Linked DNA regions of Homo sapiens: region 1 is linked to region 2. The links are chromatin loops, found by intact Hi-C in ENCODE. Cell type or tissue: B cell. All regions are shown on one strand.

What was found. Hi-C counts contacts between places; a loop is a spot of excess contacts. Peaks named below come from ENCODE experiments on the same cell type or tissue, not always from the same donor. Only the 100,000 strongest peaks of a DNase experiment are listed, where the experiment ranks them.
Region 1: a loop joins it to region 2, with 8 times the contacts of the local background. A loop is called at or near these places in 92 of 110 quality-filtered maps.

The regions. Positions count from the first base shown.
Region 1 is chr3:157,128,510-157,133,509 of GRCh38, reverse strand. No RefSeq gene overlaps it. Among named protein-coding and RNA genes, the nearest start is that of LINC00880, 8.0 kb to the right of the region's middle. RefSeq lists enhancers at 4,883-5,000, 4,142-5,000. In B cell, CTCF peaks have their summits at 2,513 and 2,716 (motif pointing right); a DNase peak (open chromatin) is centred at 2,809.
Region 2 is chr3:156,671,065-156,676,064 of GRCh38, reverse strand. It overlaps TIPARP (TCDD inducible poly(ADP-ribose) polymerase), which reads right to left and starts at 1,475. Exons shown (of 6, transcript NM_015508.5): 1 at 1,269-1,475. It overlaps TIPARP-AS1 (TIPARP antisense RNA 1), which reads left to right and starts at 352. Exons shown (of 1, transcript NR_027954.1): 1 at 352-2,894. RefSeq lists silencers at 390-749, 1,120-1,189, 1,220-1,269 and an enhancer at 1,680-1,979. In B cell, CTCF peaks have their summits at 405 (motif pointing left), 1,743 and 1,946; a DNase peak (open chromatin) is centred at 1,714; H3K4me3 peaks cover 2,502 bases; H3K27ac peaks cover 3,230 bases.

The DNA.
Region 1 (5,000 bases), 460 kb before region 2:
AGTGTATAAGAGAGAATTTGGGAGACCACTGGAGTCTTCTTTGGACCCCTGAAATTGTGTCCTCTGAGCAGAGGGTTGCCAGTGACCAGCAGTGGGCCCCAATTGTTCTGGAGAGGGCTGGTGGCATAGGGCAGTGGCCCTGGCACCTGCCCCCTCCTCTTCTCAGAACTAGGATGAGGTCCCATGATTCTGACTCTAACTTCCTCTCCACCTTTCCTTGTCCCCATCCCCATCTTAGAATCTGGGTAGTTTTTCCTGAAAATATGGCAGTTAGAATTTAAATCCAAGCCTGCCTGGCTCCAAAGCCCACGTTCTCTCTGTTCTTGGTCAGTTGCCCCACAGCTGCTCAGACATCTGTGGCAGACAGACGAATGAGGCCACAGGGACTGACACAATCATGACTTGGCCTTTGTGTGTGGTGGAAGAAGGGGGCAGGAAACTGGCACAATGGCCAATTCTGGGTGCAGGCATATCCATGTGTAACCAAGTTACCTGATCACTCAATGTATAAATGCAATCAATGGAAAGATCATATGCACTCATCTAATGTGATGCAAGGGACTCCCACCCCAAAGCAGAAAAGTGGCCAGAGGTGTCCTTGGTCAGGCAAACCATAGTTTCAAGGGTGTAACATTTTCTGGAGCTCACATCATGCCCTGACTCTCCTAAATAGCTTTGTTATCTTGGGCAAGTCTATTAACCTCTCTGAACCTCAATTTAATAATATGCAAAACAGGGCAAATAATCCTTACCTCAGAGGGTTTTCCTGATGTTTATGAGATGATGTATTAAAAAATGCCAGAGACTGGTACACAAGAGATGTTTATGAACTATGAGCTTTCCTAGACAGTGTAAGAACACAAATATGATCTCACTTAGTGTACCCCAGACATGGAAGATCTGCAAGAAGGCTTTCTGCACTCTGGCTCAGGTCCTCATTGGTAAGAAAGTGAGCCTGTGTGTCACTTCACTGCACTGTGAGTGTTGGAAACCCTTCTGTGGATGCCTGGTACTGCAACCAGCAGCATTTTAGAGGGGGTGTCCAACTGTCTTCTGGGGTGCTCTAGGGGTGTCTTCTGGGGTGCTCTTCTGTGCCTGTCCACCTGCGCCTTCCTCCACTGTCAGACCCTCACAAGCTCTTCAGTGTTGTGCTCATTGGTTTCATCAAAGCAGGACAATACTTGGCACTAAGTCGACAAAATTCTCACTTCTGCAGTGGGTCTCTAGATGTCCATGACCCTGCCTTCTCAGGAAAAGAGGGAGGACATGCGGCTGGAGGGACACAGAGGGCAAGACTGCATCCCAGTTACAACACCAGGAAGCCACGTCTGAAAGGAAACTCCTCAGAAACCTGGGCATAGGCTATCGGGAAAGTAAAGAAGACATCTGGAGAGGCGAATATTCTGAAGGAATCTCTGCCAGAGGAGAAGGGAAAAGGAAAGCACTTATCCAGGTCAAAGGCATGAGTTTCCAGGAGATTATTCATCGTGACTAGAGGATGACTGTTGACTAGATTTATTCCACAGGTATGGAAGGAAAAGTCTTGGTACATTTTTTGCAGCATTTCCTCCTCTCCATATAGACTGTTCTCATTCTGCAGGGCTGGGGTTCACCCAGTATTCAACTCCAAGCCCTTCACATAGTAAAAGAAGTAAGGGGAGCCAGGCATGGTGGCTTACACCTGTAAACCCAGCACTTTGGGAGGGCAAAGCAGGCAGATTCATTGAGCTCAGGAGTTCGACCCCAACCTGGGCAACATGGTGAAACCCTGTCTCTACTAAAAATACAAAAATTAGCTGGGTGTGGTGGTGCATGCCTGTGGTCCCAGCTACTCTGGAGGCTGAGGTGGTAGGATTGCTTGAGCCCACATGTGTGAGGCTGCAGTGAGCTGTGATCACACCACTGCTCTCCAGCCTGGGTGACAGAGTGAGAGACCCTGTCCCCCCAACCACCCCCCCCAACAGAAAAAGAAAAGAAAAAAGTGAGGGGTTTGATATCAGAATCCCTGGGTTCAGGCTGTTGCTCCATCTGACCAGCATATGATCTCTCAGACCCCAAGTTCCTCGTCTGAAAACGAGGATAGTTCTGCTTCAGGGCTGTGGTGAGTGGAAGGTGAGATTGTGTCTGAGGAAGGAGATTGTAACGAGGAAACACGCAGTTATTGGTCACTTATTTTTCAACATGCAGGAGCTCTAATTTGCCTCCAGACAACCGGTTCTATCTCAGTAAAGAAAAAGATAGCTATTAAAGTGTTTTGTAATCTTGAGGGACCTGAAAAGATTTTAAAGAGCTGAGGAAGAGCGGCCAAGTGCTTTCTCACCTGTTCCTCATCCTGGCCCCATCATCTTGGGGACATATAGGACCTTTTAGGGGAGCCTCGGCAAGTGGCCACCGTCTGGCCTCGGGCAGGCCTCCCTGGCGCCGCCAGCAGCTGGGTAGTAGCCGGGAAGGGCGCCCTCAGTCCCACGCTCACCTTGGGTCTGGGCCCACATTAAGCACTTTTTTCTTCATGCGCCATTTCCTCCATCAAAAAGTATTAAAAATTATATTTTATGGATTTATTGATGAAAAGTAAAGGTATTCCAGTCTGGGTTAATTACTATATATTCATTATTATTAATTACTTTCATTATTTATTTTTCCTTACGATTTTAATAGCAAGGTAATTTCACAGCAATGAATGATGAGTCGCATTTTGGCCACAAGGGGGTAGCATGGGGTCACTAGATGCTCACGGGAAATTGGGTGGGGGGCGCCTGGTAAACAGTGGGAAAGACAGCAACAGCCACCACCTCTGACTCACAAAGGGCTCTTGCTTCTCACCGCGTTTCCTCAGAGAGTGTCGTGTTTGCTCCTCACCACATGAGACCCAGAAAGCCAGCGGGTGGGGCAGGAGTTATTGCCCCACTCAAGGGCCAGGAAAGGGAGGCTCCCCCTGGGAGGGTCAGTGTCATGCGGGGTCACACGGTGGCAGAGGCAGGCGAATTCCTGGCTCCTGCTGTAGTGCTCCTCCCTCGGAGCCCCAGACAACCCGGATACTCTAAGCAGATGGGACAGGGACCAAGAAGCAAAACCTCTCCTCATATTGTTGCCCAGCTCAGCCCTGCCATGAGCACCCCAAATCATCGCTGGAGAGCCCCGCAGACCCCAAAGCACTGCTCGACTTTCCACCTCTGGGCAGAAGAGACCCTACATTCCACGCGTGGGCCCTACCCCAGCCTCCCTCGGGGCCAAGCACGCCTTTGTTCGCTCTCTTCCTGACCACAGGCAGCACGAGCCTCTAGGTGGGAGAGACGAGACACTCGTTCCCCTCCCTTGGAAGCTGAGCAATCACATCAAAGGCATACAAAAGGCAATTCACTGTGCAAAGGGAACGGAAAGAAATAAGTGCTCTATGGGCTCTGAGCGCTCGGGAAGGAGGTACAGCAAAGAAGGAAAGGCCAGAAACAAAACCAAACAAAACACAAGGTATAAAATGATCCGATCTTGGGGAGGCGGTTTTCTACCTCCTGGGAGGAACACCCAGCGTGTTGCCTGGCTGAGTGTACTGGGCACATGAAGAACAATAGGCCTTTCTCTCCAGCAGCCGAGCACATGCCAGGAGAAAAGGAGCCCCTTCTTAGGAAGGCTAAGTCCGCGCAGGGGCAGGGCCAGTGTAGGAAGCTAGTTTATAACACAGATACTTGCATTGAGCCTCCTTCTGAAAAGGTGGGGGGCAGGGGGTGCATAAACCCATGTGAAAATAAAAAAAAGACTTTTCTTACTGGATGAGAGAAAAAAGATTGTTCAGTTTTTTAGGCGAAACATAAGATGCCAACTGACCCTGAAATAGATGTGTCAAAAGGCAACCTGGGGCGGTTTGTTCTTTTACAGGAAGCACCTTTGTGGCCCAGAAGGTGCCAAAAACATCCTGGGGATAAGCAGTCCTTAGCAAAGAGGGGCCAGGCCTGAGGTGGGGGAGGTGGCCTTACACGGAAGCCCTGGAGAAGTGAAACAGGTAGGTGGGGGCCCCTGGGTGCTTCGGGTGCTCCAGGGACAGAGGTGGCATCCACCCACTAAGCAGGGTCACTGGATAGGCAGGAATCCCTCCCCACTCACACGCAGAGTGACCCCAGTGCTGGTCTAGTTAGGCAGGCCCGACTGGAGGAGGAATGACAGGCCTGCCACACAGATGAGGAGTAGAGTCGCAGTTCATCGTTTCTGGCTCTCCTCCGTCCCACCCCTGACCCCTCCACGGGATTGGTGAGTGGAGGTGACAGTCTAGTCTAGATTGGGAAGAGAGAGACTGAGAAACCAGACCGAGAAAAGGAAGGGCGCCCTTGGCAGAATGCCTGGCATTCCTGAGGCTGTGGATTCTGTACCTTCCTGGGAGGAGGAGAGGCATGGCAGTCACAAGCCACGGCTATCCCCGGCAGAACCAGCCTGGCTGTGTTCAGGAACTCTGATAGAGGATGACTGACTTCAGAATTGAAGAGGGCTTTTAGGATGATCTGATCCTCTCCTGTTGGTACTAGAAGGGACTCTGGGGAAAACACAGTCAAACCCTGATGAGTCCCAAAGAGATGATGTGACTTGGTGAATGCTCCATTTCTGTCTGGTCAGAGGACAGAAGCAGGAAGCCCTGGTTTCCTGATTTATGGCTCAGAGCTCTTGCTGGTAGATGACACTACCTCAAAAATGGAAGGTAAAGGTAGCCTGGAGGAGTCCTGAGAGCTGGACCCATGGCGTTGAGGGGCAAAGTGAACCTTAATTTTAAAGTCAGACCAGAGACAGAGCTCAGCCATCCAAACAATGTGATTTATCAGAGTAGCTGGGGAAAAAAAAAACACAACCAGCCCGAGAAGTCACATGATAGGGAGGTTGGTGGGCAGGGCTTATGACATGGTGTCTCAGGTTCCTTTCATCTCCAGTGTTCTGAGACCTGCTCTTCTGAGAGTCTGAGGCTCCAGGGAGATCACAGGGAGTCGATGCTGACTCGAGAAGAGGGCTGTGAGAGCCTG
Region 2 (5,000 bases):
TCCTATCAAACCCAATCAAGGTAAAATAGACACTAAATCGATTTTATTTATATGTGTGTCTGCGCGTACACACGCAAGCGCGCGCGCGCAACTTTTCCTATTATTGCCCTTTCATCAAACTCGGAAACAAAACTGGGAGGAAGAAGCAGAGAACTGGAGAAGTGGCTGGAGGGGGAAAGCCACTAGAACCTAGCTCCTCAATTAGTTTTCATAACAGAAAAATAAAGATGAGAAGAACACATCCTCCGGTCTCCAGCGGCAGGCGACACACCGCGACACCCCTCACCTCGTGACGCTGGGGTTCTGCGGCACTCCCGGCCAAAAGCACTTTCCGAAAAAACTGCCGCTCCAAAGCCTGCCCGCCCGCCGCCGCGCGACACCCCGGCGCCGAGCCCGGGTCCGAGTGACGCCTCCTGTTGGCCGCGGCGGTTTGCTCAGCTCCTGGTCCCGGGCCGCGCCAACTCCGCGCAGTGCAGCTGAGGCGCCGCCCGGCTCTGCAATTCCGGGTGTTCCCGGGCGTCCCCGCCCCCGCCTTCCCCTCAGCAGGCGCCTGGGCGCCCCCCAACTCCTGTCCAGCCTCCTTCGGACCAACGACCCGCCCCGGCCTCCCTGCATCCCAGAGACTACTCGCGGCGCCTTCTCTCTCTAATTCTTCTTTACCCCCTCAGCTCACCTCCCGAGGAGCGTCCAACGGGTCTTGGGGGCTCGCAGAACTGAGCCGCGAAGCGCGGGGGAAAGGCGGCGAGCGCTTCCCGCGGCGGCGGGGAGGAAGACGAAGACTTGTGCGCTCTCAAAGTTAATGTGAAAACATCTTCCAAACTTCTGGGCTGCAGCCCGAAACGCGGGGTAGCCGGAAGGCTCCCGTAGCTGCCGTGCCCTCCCCCCCGGGGTCTGGGAAGGGCTCCTAGGCGCCTCAGAGCACCCGGGGTCGGCCCGCGGGGGAGGCCGCATAGACGCGCCCCCACCCTGACGAACGGGGAAGGGGCAGGCGCCTGCGACCCCAACTAAATCCTTCGGCGCCTCGGTCTGATGTATACACCTGCCACAGGCTCTAAGTGCCTAAGAAGTGTAAACCAATTCCATCTTCATGCTGACGGGACCCGAGTGAATTCGGTACAAAGGGCAGTCTCAAAATCAATCACCCCGATCCGCGAGAGCCCCGCACACTGCCGGCGCGGGGCCGGGGCCGGGGCCGGAGCCGCGAGGCCGGCGCTCGCACTCCCCGCTAGGGTTCTTCAGCCCCTCAGTGCCCTCCCGGAGCCCTTTACCTGAACGGGAGCCTGAGAGAACGGACGACAGGAGCCGAGTGGAAAGCAGTGCCCGCGCCGGAGATCAGCGCCGAGGGCGGGAGCCGACGTCTAGGGACCACAGAGCCGCGACGCGGCGAGCCGCGCACGGGCCATTCCGCCGCCGCGAACGCAGAAAGCCTCGACCGCGCTCCGAGTCCAGCCAGCTCGCCTGTCACCTCGATCTCTGCTTTAAGTGGCTTCCGGTCGCCTCCTCCCGACGGCCCGTCGCGGAGGCGGAGCCTGGGCGGCCGGAGTTCGGTGGGGTGGGGTGAGGAGGCCGGGCGCTCAGTGGGTGTCGGGAAGAAGACCCGCCCCCTGCGCGCGCGTGCGCGTTCGTTCGAGGGGAGGCGCGCGAGTTCTGTGCGGTGGACTTATGCTCCCGCGAGGGGGCGTGTCCTTTCTCGCGTCCGCAGTGTCCCTGAGGGTCCGCGTCTACACGCGGCTGTGAGGAAGGAAGGCGCGTGCCGCGTGGGACGGGCTCCACCTGCCTGCGGACAGATGGAGGGTCACTTTGTTCCGAGAAGACCCAGACACCCGAGGGAGGATGTGAAACGGAACGACCCGTTTCGGTGCGGTTGGCTTTGTTTATTTGCCTACTCCCCAGACGCCTCCAGCCTCTGATTCCGGCACACCCTGTGAGGAAGCAAACGGCTGCCTCCCCCACTGCCACCAGACGAGGTCGCCTGCCCCGAGCCGGACAGGCTGGACAGGCTGCGCACCTGCGGCGGCCGACTATTTCGTGGGCCTTGTACGCCACCTTGCAGAAGGGAAGCTGTGAGGTTTTGGCGATAGAAGCGCATTTACTTGTGTTTTAAAGCCCACAAACGCCGTAGTGACTAACTTATTCATTCAGCAAATGTCTGTCAGAGCGTCTATTACGTACCAGGCATGTAGCCTGAACTTCACGCCTGTCCTCATGGAGCTTGCAGAGCACCTCTGAAATACACACCACATACGGAATGGCCATATTTTCTGGGTTGTAAAATACTTTGAATTGTAACTCCATATATTGAATAGATTTTCAGTAGTGAGGGAAGAAACAATACATTTAGTTCATATAATCCATATGTACGAAAAAGAAGTGCTGGTAATTCCAGACATGGAAGTCAGTAAAACTAGGAGCTAAGAGGTAATAATCATAGACATTATGATTCTAAGCCTTTGTTAAACGGTTCTAAACCAGACTGGGTAAGCGCACCAGCAATGAATAGATTAAGGGTGTTATCTCCTTAGCAGCTTATTTCAAATTGCATCAAGGCAGGGCCATTAAACTAAGGTGAGAATGATATGGGCGGAATTCAGAGGACAATAGGTAAAAGATGAAAATCTTTACATTTAAAATCTTATTGAGACAAGATCTTGGTCAGTGTCTACTCATACATAGAATTGCCTAGAAGCTAATATTTGAGTTTACCATATTACTGTTGGCTTTCTATTTTTCTCATTTGTTCTGTTTCTTTTCTGTCCTTTTGTGCCTTCTTGTAGATTATTAATTCCACTCCCTTGTAACAATTAGGTTGTTATACATTCTTTATGCTTTTAGTAGTATTTCAGTTATTTATTGCTGTGTTCAAACCACCCCCAAAATATAATGACTTAAAACAATGGCTCTTTTATTTACTCATGATTCTGAATTCTCTGGCACAGGAATTCAGTCAGGGCATAGTACAGGTGGCTCATTTCTGCTCCATGATGTCTGGGGCTTCAATTAGCGTGGGCATACTGGGGCCTGGCTGGAATGGCTTAACTAGGGTCATAAGTCTTGGGACTTAAGGATGGAGATGGAGTTTCATGACAAAAATGAAGTGAACATGATGTGGAAAATATGGACATGGAAGCCACGAGCTAAGGATGCTGGAACAGAAAGAAGGCTGTTAGCTACATACCTTGGTTTTTCTCTACATGGCTTCTCCATATGGCTAATTTAGGCTTCCTCACAGCATCATAATCTTAGGATTGCAAGAGGGGACATTCCAAAAAGACAAGCCTCAATGTGCAAGCCTTTACTTTTATCATGCTTACTAATGTGTCACTGGCCAAAGCAAGTCTCATGGCCAAGCTCAGCGTCAGTGTGGGGAGGAACTACACAAGATTGTGAATATTGGGAGGTGTGACATATTGGTAGTCATTTAGACTAGGGACAGACCACCTTAATCCAATCAAGAGAATAATTAAAAGTTACTTCCAGGGTATAGCCCAGTTCCAACTTAAAATCTTTCCTCCTTAGGTCCTGAACTCAATATTTTTACCCACCCAATCCCACACCCACTCCCCTTGAGGCAGTTGAAAACTCTGGCTAGTTTCTCAGCCTCTCTCCATTACTGCTTTCTGAATGTTAATTGCCTCGAAGGGAAAAGTGGCACCAAATTCTGGACTCAAAATCTTGGATTTAGGCCCCTCAGACTGTTGAAGTTCTACTGCTCCAGAAAAGGTATCCTCTACAATCTCTACCTCGGACGTGGCCCATCTTTTTTTGAAGGAGGGATGACAGTGTGCCTAGCTGAAAAATTCATTTCCCTAGAGCCCATGGGGTTATGGATGGCCATGGGATACACTTCTAGACACATGCTTGAGATTTCTGGAAAAGCGTTTCCTTTCCTAATAGAGTCACCCCTTGAATTTCTTCCTTTTTTTCTTTCTTCTAGAGTAATAACAGGATGGAGATGGAGTTTCATGACAAAAATGAAGGTGAATATGATGTGGAAAATACAAAGATGGAAGCAACAAGCTAAGGATGCTGGGGCAGAAAGATGGAACCTGGGTTACTCATGACATCTTGAAACTGCTGCAGCCATCCTAGACTGGCTGCCTCTAGACTTAATATGTTTAGAAAGTAAATCCCAATTTTATTAAACTGTTATCTGTTATGTATATATGAACACATTCTTAGCTAATAAACTATCATGTCTCCTAACTAGTCTTCTAGGCTCTACCAGTTAGATAGTAATGTGAGTTGGTATGTCAGAAATACAAGAGCTGTCACAAAGCAATACAACTCCTATAACATTTCCTGATAATTCTGTAAATATACCAAATCATTGTAAGATTAAGAAACATGTTAATTAAAAACAGGAAGTAGAAGAAATAACGATGCCCATAGTTGAACATTTTAAAGTCTCATTTTGGCCACGCAGTGGCTCATGCCTGTAATCCCAGCACTTCGGGAGGCTAAGGCAGGAGGATCAGTTGAGAGCAGGAGTTTAAGAGCAGCCTGGCCAGCATGGTGAGACCCCTATCTCTACGGAAAAAAAATTTTAATTAGCTGGGCACGGTGGCATGCATCTCTAGTCCCTGCTACTCGGAAGCTGAGGCAGGAGGATTGCTTGAGCCCAAGAGGTCAAGGCTGCGGTGAGCTATGGTCACACTATTGCACTCCAGCCTGGGCAACAGAACAGGACCCTGTCTAAATCTCATTTTAACACTTTGATATAGTTATAATCTGTCTTATTTATTCAAGGTATTTTTCTATATTATTTTACCTAACATTATATCATAAACAGCTTTCCATGTTAATATTGTCTTTTAAACAAATAGCTCTTCAATATTCCAAGTAATTATAGTATTTTTTGCTTATTTAGTTCATTCTAATTGCACATGTTCACTTTTTTTCATAACTTATTCACTGCGTATCTACTACATTCTAGTAACTGGACTAAATATTATAAGTACACATAGATGAATAAGATGTGGCTCCTCCCTGAGCACTCTTCA